Regions from separate parts of the Homo sapiens genome. Here region 1 is linked to region 2. A link is a contact called in ENCODE Hi-C data. All regions are on one chromosome and are shown on one strand. Each heading gives the region's core, a stretch centred on a gene start or an enhancer-like site at or near the end of the contact. The rest is flanking DNA. Distances are from core to core; before and after follow the strand shown. Region 1 holds the start of DHPS (deoxyhypusine synthase). Region 2 holds the start of ZNF442 (zinc finger protein 442).

Evidence for each region. Hi-C counts contacts between places; a loop is a spot of excess contacts on that map. Pooled maps may share reads with other maps.
Region 1: a pooled map shows a loop between it and region 2 (5-fold over the local background). The contact joins the promoter of DHPS here to the promoter of ZNF442 in region 2. A Hi-C loop is called at or near these places in 5 of 50 pooled maps.

What each region holds. Positions count from the first base shown.
Region 1 is chr19:12,680,510-12,684,269 of GRCh38, reverse strand. It overlaps DHPS (deoxyhypusine synthase), which reads left to right and starts at 2,390. Exons shown (of 9, transcript NM_001930.4): 1 at 2,390-2,710. The coding sequence starts at 2,504. RefSeq lists enhancers at 647-1,169, 1,693-2,215, 2,281-2,575, 2,216-2,739 and cis regulatory regions at 2,099-2,633, 2,659-3,159.
Region 2 is chr19:12,363,225-12,367,181 of GRCh38, reverse strand. ZNF442 (zinc finger protein 442) reads left to right here and starts at 1,499. Exons shown (of 6, transcript NM_030824.3): 1 at 1,499-1,649; 2 at 1,939-2,380; 3 at 3,511-3,628. The coding sequence starts at 3,551. RefSeq lists an enhancer at 1,586-1,685 and a silencer at 1,786-1,965.

The sequences.
Region 1 (3,760 bases), core at 1,141-3,640, 320 kb before region 2:
CCATAGAGAATAGACTACATGAATTGTAGAGTGAGTGAATAATCCTGTTGGCCGTATGCACTGTTAGGAGGGTGTGTTTGAGATACAGATGACACCCAGGGTCTCACATTCTTGCAGGAGGGAAAGAGACGTCAGCCCTGGGTCCCAGAAGAGGCCACTGACCCAGTGGGAGTTCAGGGAAGGCTTCCCAGAGGAGGTGGAGGTGACAGCTGCAGCTATAAGGGAAGGAAGAACAGAGCGTTATGCAGCATGTGAAGGCTTTGGAGACTTGTGAGGGCACGAACCGGGCTCACTATCCCATTAGACAAAAGTGGCTGAGGAAGGATGAAACTGTGTCTAACTCTGCCTGGTGACCGAAATCTTGTCCATGGGTGACGCTTAAGAAGTGACCCTCGGCCGGGCGCAGTGGCTCACGCCTGTAATCCTGGCACTTTGGGAGGCCAAGGCGGGCGGGTCACGAGTTCAGGAGATCGAGACCATCCTGGCTAACACGGTGAAACCCCATCTCTACTAAAAACAGAAAAAATTAGCCGGGTGTGGTGGCGGGCACCTGTAGTCCCAGTTACTCGGGAGGCTGAGGCAGGAGAATGGCATGAACCTGGGAGGCAGAGCTTGCAGTGAGCCGAGATTGCGCCACTGCACTCCAGCCTGGGCGACAGAGCGAGACTCTGTCTCAAAAAAAAAAAAAAAAAAAAAAGTGACCCTCATAAAAAAATTAGCTGGGCACGATGGTGCACACTAGTCGGAATGCTGGGGTGGGAGGATGACCTGAGTCCGGGAGTCAGAGGTTGCAGTGGGCCGAGATCGCGTCACAGCACTCCAGCCTGGCGACAGAGTGAGACCCTATCAAAAAATAGCAGCAGGCCAGGCGCGGTGGCTCATGCCTGTAATCCCAGCACTTTGGGAGGCTGAGGCGGGCGGATCACGAGGTCAGGAGATCGAGACTACCCTGGCTAACACGGTGAAACCCCGTCTCTACTAAAAATACAAAATATTAGCCGGGCGTGGTGGCCGGCGCCTGTAGTCCCAGTTACTGGGGAGGCTGAGGCAGAAGAATGGCGTGAACCTGGGAGGCGGAGGTTGCAGTGAGCCGAGATCGTGCCACTGCACTCCAGCCTGGGAGACAGCGCAAGACTCTAGCTCAAACAAACAAACAAACAAAACAGCAACAACAACAACAAAACCATCCTCCCCTCCCGAGGGGACAGAACAGAAACGAATGGGCGAGTGCCGGGCCAAGCAGTGGGTCTCCAGCAGGTGGCATTAAAATAGGAATTTTGGCTGGGGACGGTGGCTCACACCTGTAATCTCAGCACTTTGGAAAGCCCAGGCGGGCGGTCACCTGAGGGCAGAACCAGCCTCGCCAACATGGTGAAATGCCATCTCTACTAAAAATAAAAAATTAGCCAGGCCTGGTGGTGGGTGTCTGTAATCCCAGCAACTCGGGAGGCTGAGGCAGGAGAATCGCTTGAACCAGGGGGGCAGAGGTTGCAATGAGTCAAGATTGCACCACCGCACTCCAGCCTGCGTAACAAGAGCGTGTAACTCTTGTCTCAAAAATAAATTAAATAAATAAATAATAAAAATAAAAAAGAATCTTCATTCATGGGAAGTCGAGAACACATGAAAACAAGTAAAGGCCGAAGCGCAGTGGCTCACGCCTGTAATCCCAGCACTTTGGGAGGCTGAGGCGGGCGGATAACCTGAGGTCGGAAGTTCGAGACCAGCCTGACCAACAGGGAGAAACCCCGCCTCTACTAAAAATACAAAATTAGCCGGGCATGGCGGTGCATGCCAGTAGTCCCAGCTACTCGGGAGGCTGAGGCAGGAGAATCGCTTGAACCCGGAATGTGGAGGTTGTGGTGAGCTGAGATCGGGCAATTGCACTCCAGCCTGGGCAACAAGAGCGAAACCCTGTATCAAAAAAAAAAAAAAGAAAAAAAAAGGAAGAAAAGGCCTAAAGGCGCCGGGCGCGGTGGGTCACGCCTGTAATCCCAGCACTTTGGGAGGCCGAGGCGGGCGAATCACGAGGTCAGGAGATCGAGACCAGGTGAAACCCCGTCTCTACTAAAAATACAAAAAAATTAGCCGGGCGTGGTGGTGGGCGCCTGTAGTCCCAGCTACTCGGGAGGCTGAGGCAGGAGAACAGCGTGAACCCGGAAAGCGGAGCTGGCAGTGAGCTGAGATCGCGCCACTGCACTCCAGCCTGGGTGACAGAGCGAGACTCCGTCTCAAAAAAAAAAAAAAAAAAAAAAAGAAAGAAAGGGCCTAAAGGCTCCTCGCGGCTTCCGTATTACGGAACACACGCACAAAAATGGCGGCGACCTGGTTTACAGGGGCTAAAAATGGTCACGTGATAAACCAACTTCCGGTCTTTCGCCCAAAGCACGTTCCCTACTTCCTGTGCTCTTGCGGAGACGCGCGCGTCGGGGTTTAACGCGTTTCTGGGCCGCCGTAAGCCCGGCCTAGGGGCAGCTTTGACTCGAGAGCCGGCTATAGGCGCATGGAAGGTTCCCTGGAACGGGAGGCGCCAGCGGGGGCGCTGGCCGCCGTGCTAAAGCACAGCTCGACGTTGCCGCCCGAAAGCACCCAGGTCCGGGGCTACGACTTCAACCGCGGTGTGAATTACCGCGCACTGCTGGAGGCCTTCGGCACCACCGGCTTCCAAGCAACCAACTTCGGGCGCGCTGTACAGCAAGTCAATGCCATGGTGAGGACCGGGCGGAATTTCTAGGGACGCGGAGGGGCGTGGCTTGTAGAACCAACGCGGTACTAGACGGGGGCAGCGTTTCCAGTGGAGGGGATATGTCTTTTATTTGAGTTGCCCAATAGTTGGAGGAAGGCGGGACCTATTCTGGGCGGGAGTTTCTGTCCTGGGAAGGGGATTTTGCACTCTGGTAGTTACATGCTGGTACGGTAACCTGAGGAGGCGAGGACTGATTCTTGGTGTGGGGGCGGGTTCTAGGTACATTTAAAGCTTTCTGGAATGGGCGGAGCCTGGGGCAAGACAAATTAAGGGAGGATATGGGAGGAGGAGCCTAAGTCTGGGCGGTTCTTGAATTTAGATTTGCTTTTCCCAGCGGGGAAGGGACCGGATCTGAAAGGAGATGCTCTCTGATTCCTAAAAGGGTGGGGGCTGGCTGGGCGCGGTGGCGCATGCCTATAATCCCAGCATTTTGGGAAGCCGAGGCGGGTGGATCAAGAGAAGAGGAGTTCGAGACAAGCCTGGCCAACATGGTGAAACCCTGTCTCTACTAAAATGCAAAAAATTAGCCGGGCATGGTGTTGCGCGCCTGTAGTCCCAGCTACTCGGGAGGCTGAGGCAGGAGAATCGCTTGAACCCGCGAGGTGGAGGTTGCAGTGAGCTGAGATTGCGCCACTGCACTCCAGCCTGGTGACAGAGCGATACTCTGTCTCAAAAAAAAAAAAAAAAAAAGGCCGGGCACGGTGGCTCATGCCTGTAATCTCAGCATTTTGGGAGGCCGAGGCGGGCGGATCACCTGAGGTCGGGAGTTCGAGACCAGCCTGACCAACATGGAGAAACCCCGTCTCTACTAAAATGCAAAAAATTAGCCGGGCATGGTGGTGCGCGCCTGTAGTCCCAGCTACTCGGGAGGCTGAGGCAGGAGAATCGCTTGAACCCGGGAGGTGGAGCTTGCAGTGAGCCGAGATCGCGCCATTGCACTCTAGCCTGGGTAACAAGAGTGAAACTCCGTCCAAAAAAAAAAAAAAAAGGGTGGGGGCAAATCCTGAACGTGTG
Region 2 (3,957 bases), core at 250-2,749:
TCAGATGGGCCGACACTTAGGGAAAATAGAACCTACGTTGAAATATTGGGGGCTGGTTTCCCCGATAGTAGTCACTCTTCAGCTGGGTGTGGGTTCTGTCTTTGAAGTAATCTTTTGTTGGAAAGAGAATTCCAGAGGTGCCTGGTACCTAACAAGATCCAACCCCTGAAGCTTCTAAGGAAATATATGACCAAATAAGAGAGCATGGTGTGTGCTTAATAAGTATTTAGGTAAATAAATGTGCACAGGCCAGGCGTGGTGGCTCACGCCTGTAATCCTAACACTTTGGGAGGCCGAGGCCGGCGGATTGCCTGAGCTCAGGAGTTCACGACCAGCCTGGGCAACATGGTGAAACCCTGTCTCTACTAAAATACAAAAAAATTAGCTGGGCATGGCAGCGTGCACCTGTAGTCCAGTGTGCTACTCGGGAGGCTGAGGCAGGAGAATTGCTTCAACTTGGGAGGCGGAGGTTGCAGTGAGCCAAGATTGAGCCACTACAGTCTGTCCTGGGTGACAGAGTGAGACTCCGTCTCCAAAAAAATAAAATAAAAATAAATGTGCATAAGGCATGGCAGTGTAGTATGGGAAAGGAAAGGGAGTGGAAGTTCACAGCACATTCTGAGGCTGTATTTTAAGATGAGAGGTAACATCTATGCAGTTTATCTCGAAGTTATTATCTTGAGATCAGGAGGGGAAAGAGGAAAAGGGAAAGAAGAAGAAAAAAAAGGTTTAAAACGTGGTTTGAGACTCAGCTGCTAAGCTGCTGGTTACACACTCTGGGACTCAACTTCAGGAGTCAGAATCTGCCTTCTAAGCTTGAAAATATGTTTAACCTCCTGAAAGGGGGTTTCCTGCTGAACTGTGGCTGAAATTTCTCTGAACTAATTCAGGTTTTTTCTTTTCCCTTCTTTTGATTCCTTTATAGAAGATTACTGCCATATAATTCCAGATTTTCCATGCATTTAACAATTTTATTTCATTGTTGATGTGTTTTTATTTTCTGGTCTGAGAATGAGTAGATTGGGAGATAAGGTGGGAGAAAGGCTTGACCATGGAGCCAGCAGTCTCATCCTAAATTCCTGATCCCTGGAGGACACCAGGCCTTCCCTCCTGCTTCAGTGTGGTTTGTGTGGCCTGGGCCTCCCCTACCGCTCTGAGGCCAGGGGATGGCTCCACTGGGCAGTGAGTCTCGAATTCCCAGCACACACTTGTGGGTCCCCGTCCAGGAAGAAGGAGCAGGAAGAGCCCATTGAGTACAGGCAGGAAATTCCGCTTAAATGCAAATGTCCCCTGGGAGGGGTCAGGTCACAGCGAAGGGAGGAAGCCCACCCTATCAAGGGCTGTGTCTGGAACCGCTTCATCTCGCTCCACTCAGCCGTGTAAGATCCTTCTTCTGTCAATCAGTTCCCTGGGGGGGCGGAATTTGGAGCTCTACCCAATCAGTGTTGGGGGCGAGTTCTTGGGAACTGCCAGTCAGGCGCGCTGCCGGGAGGAGGGTGGAGCTTTCTACACCCCTCTGAGCTCCCGCTCCTGGCTCTGTAGCTGAGAGAAGCCCTGGCAGGTCAGTGGCAGGCACTGTCACGCTGAGTCCTATGCTGGCAGCGGGGAACCTTGGGGAGAACACGGGACACCGCGGAAGCCGGGAAATGGTGAGTGTGCGGGGCCCGGCGTCCTGGGGCAGGGCGAAGGACTGGTTGGAACCGGCCAGAACCGGCTGTGGCGGGACCCGGGCGTCCCCGCGGCGACTGCGGGGTCTGTGGACCCGAGTTCCCCTGGCCCAGCCGGCCTTCAGTCCCCTCGGCCGCGGGGTGGGAGCTGGGGGCTGGGCCGGCAGCCGGGACCCCGGGCGTCCTGTCCCGTTTCTGCGCAGCAACTGCGGCCCCGGCTCCCGCGCCCTCTCTGGGGCAGCTCCATGCCCACAGCTCCGCGTCTTCCCAGATTGTGCGGCTGTAACCGGCACAGGTTCGCGGTCCGAGTCACTGCACCGAGACTCCAAGGCCTGCAGCAGAAACAGTTTAATAGGGGGAGAGGAGAGAAGACCCCAGTTCCGCCTCCATGAGAGGTTTGGGGATGGGGGTGTTTAGGGGTCTGGACAGGGGCGGCTGAAGTGTGGGGTCGCTGGTTGGTGGGGAAGTGACAGGCGAATCCTGGGACGGGAGGTGAAGAAACCGCATTCTCCTGCTGAGTGGGTTCCCTCGTGGGGTTTTCACCCTGCTTGGCGCCAGCCTTTCCGTTGGAATTCAAGATCTGAGAAAGAACTTGGGCAACTCGAGCAGCTCTCCGAGATCTTATCCCCAGGCACAATGCAGAAGCCGGCGGTCAGTGTCTTCTGTGACCTGACTCTCAGGAAGGCGGCCCCCGCGAGGCAGTGGGGCTCAGGGTACCTGGTTAATATCTAACTGCAATCAGAATCCAGATTCTTGCGTGGGGTTTGTGCACGGGAGGAGCTGTGGTCTGCGGGGTCCCCAGTCCCTTCTTTTCTTCCCAGGGTGACTGATTCCTCTTCGAGTTTTTCAGAGATGGGGGTAGCAGGGTCTCAAATCCACTACCCTGTTCCCTCATTCTAACTCCTCCTAGGGGTGGTAGTAACTCCCTTGGTTTCCAGAGCCTTACGCAGGCTAACTTTCCCTCCTCAGTTCACAGCAACATCATGAACTCCTCCCTCCTCCGCCCCACCCGTGCTAAATTTCAGAGTCCCAGTATTTTAATTTTCATTTTGTTTTCAGAGAGCAATGGATGGCTTCTTTTTTTCTTTCTTTCTTTTTTTTTTTTTTGAGATGGAGTTGTGCTCTTGTTGCCCAGGCTGGAGTGCAATGGTGCGATGTCGGCTCACCGCAACCTCCGCCTCCCGGGTTCAAGAAATTCTCCTGTCTCACCCTCCCGAGTAGCTGGAATTACAGGCACCCACCACCACACCCGGCTAATTTTTTGTATTTTTAGTAGCGACGGGGTTTCACCATGTTGGCCAAGCTCATCTCGAACTCATGACCTCAGGTGATCCGCCCGCCTCGGCCTCCCAAAGTGCTGGGATTACAGGCGTGACCACCGCGCCCGGCCGGCTTCTTAAAAGATTTGTGTTCCTGAACATTTCACATGTGAGGAAGCAGAGAATAACCTGACACTGCACTGTAAAAAACAAAAAAACAAACAAAAAAACCTTTGTGTCTCTCCTTTTCTTTCCCCTGGGTACGGATACCTAATCAACATTGAAAGTCCCCTTTAGAAACTTTATGGGGTGATGTGTTCTCAGCCCACTCTCTGCCTTTTCCTGGTTCTGTTTCAGAACTGCCTGGGGTTGACCCAAGATACACACAGCTGCCCTGTCTCTGGGAGGGTCCAGTGAATATCAGTCCCTGGGTCATTTCTCCCAGTGAGCAGCCTGAGGTGTTGGGGTGGGGCCTCACAGAGAACAGCTGGATGCCCTGGGTGGGATGGGAGGAATATTCTGGTATACCATTTCTATAAAAAGCTAACCCTTGGGACAATCACCTTGTTCTTCCCCAACCCCAGTTTCCATTCCTTGGGGACACACGGCTGGTCAGCCAGTTGAATGATTGTATTTGGGGGAGAAGACAGAAGTGATCTCTTCCTTCCTGACTCTCAGACTAATGAAGAGAGAAAACAATATGTAAGCACTGGAGAACCCACTCATTCCAGTTGTGCAAGAACCTCCCATTCAGGTCAGGTGTGCATGAGCCTGAAAAGCACACAGTGAAGTATCTCCTGGGGTGGTGGTGGGTGGTCACTGAGCACTTTACTGAGCAGATGGGGGTGACTAATGTCCCAGGAGATGGGATGACCTGACACCTGAGTTAGACTTGTTTGTGTTCGAGTCAGTGCTGCCCATCCCTGAGGTTGTCACATTGAAAAGAGATACTCACTCTTTTCAGCTTCAACGTTTTATTAACTATAAGATTAGAGATTGATAGAGAAAGTATTTCCATAGAGGCCAGAAAT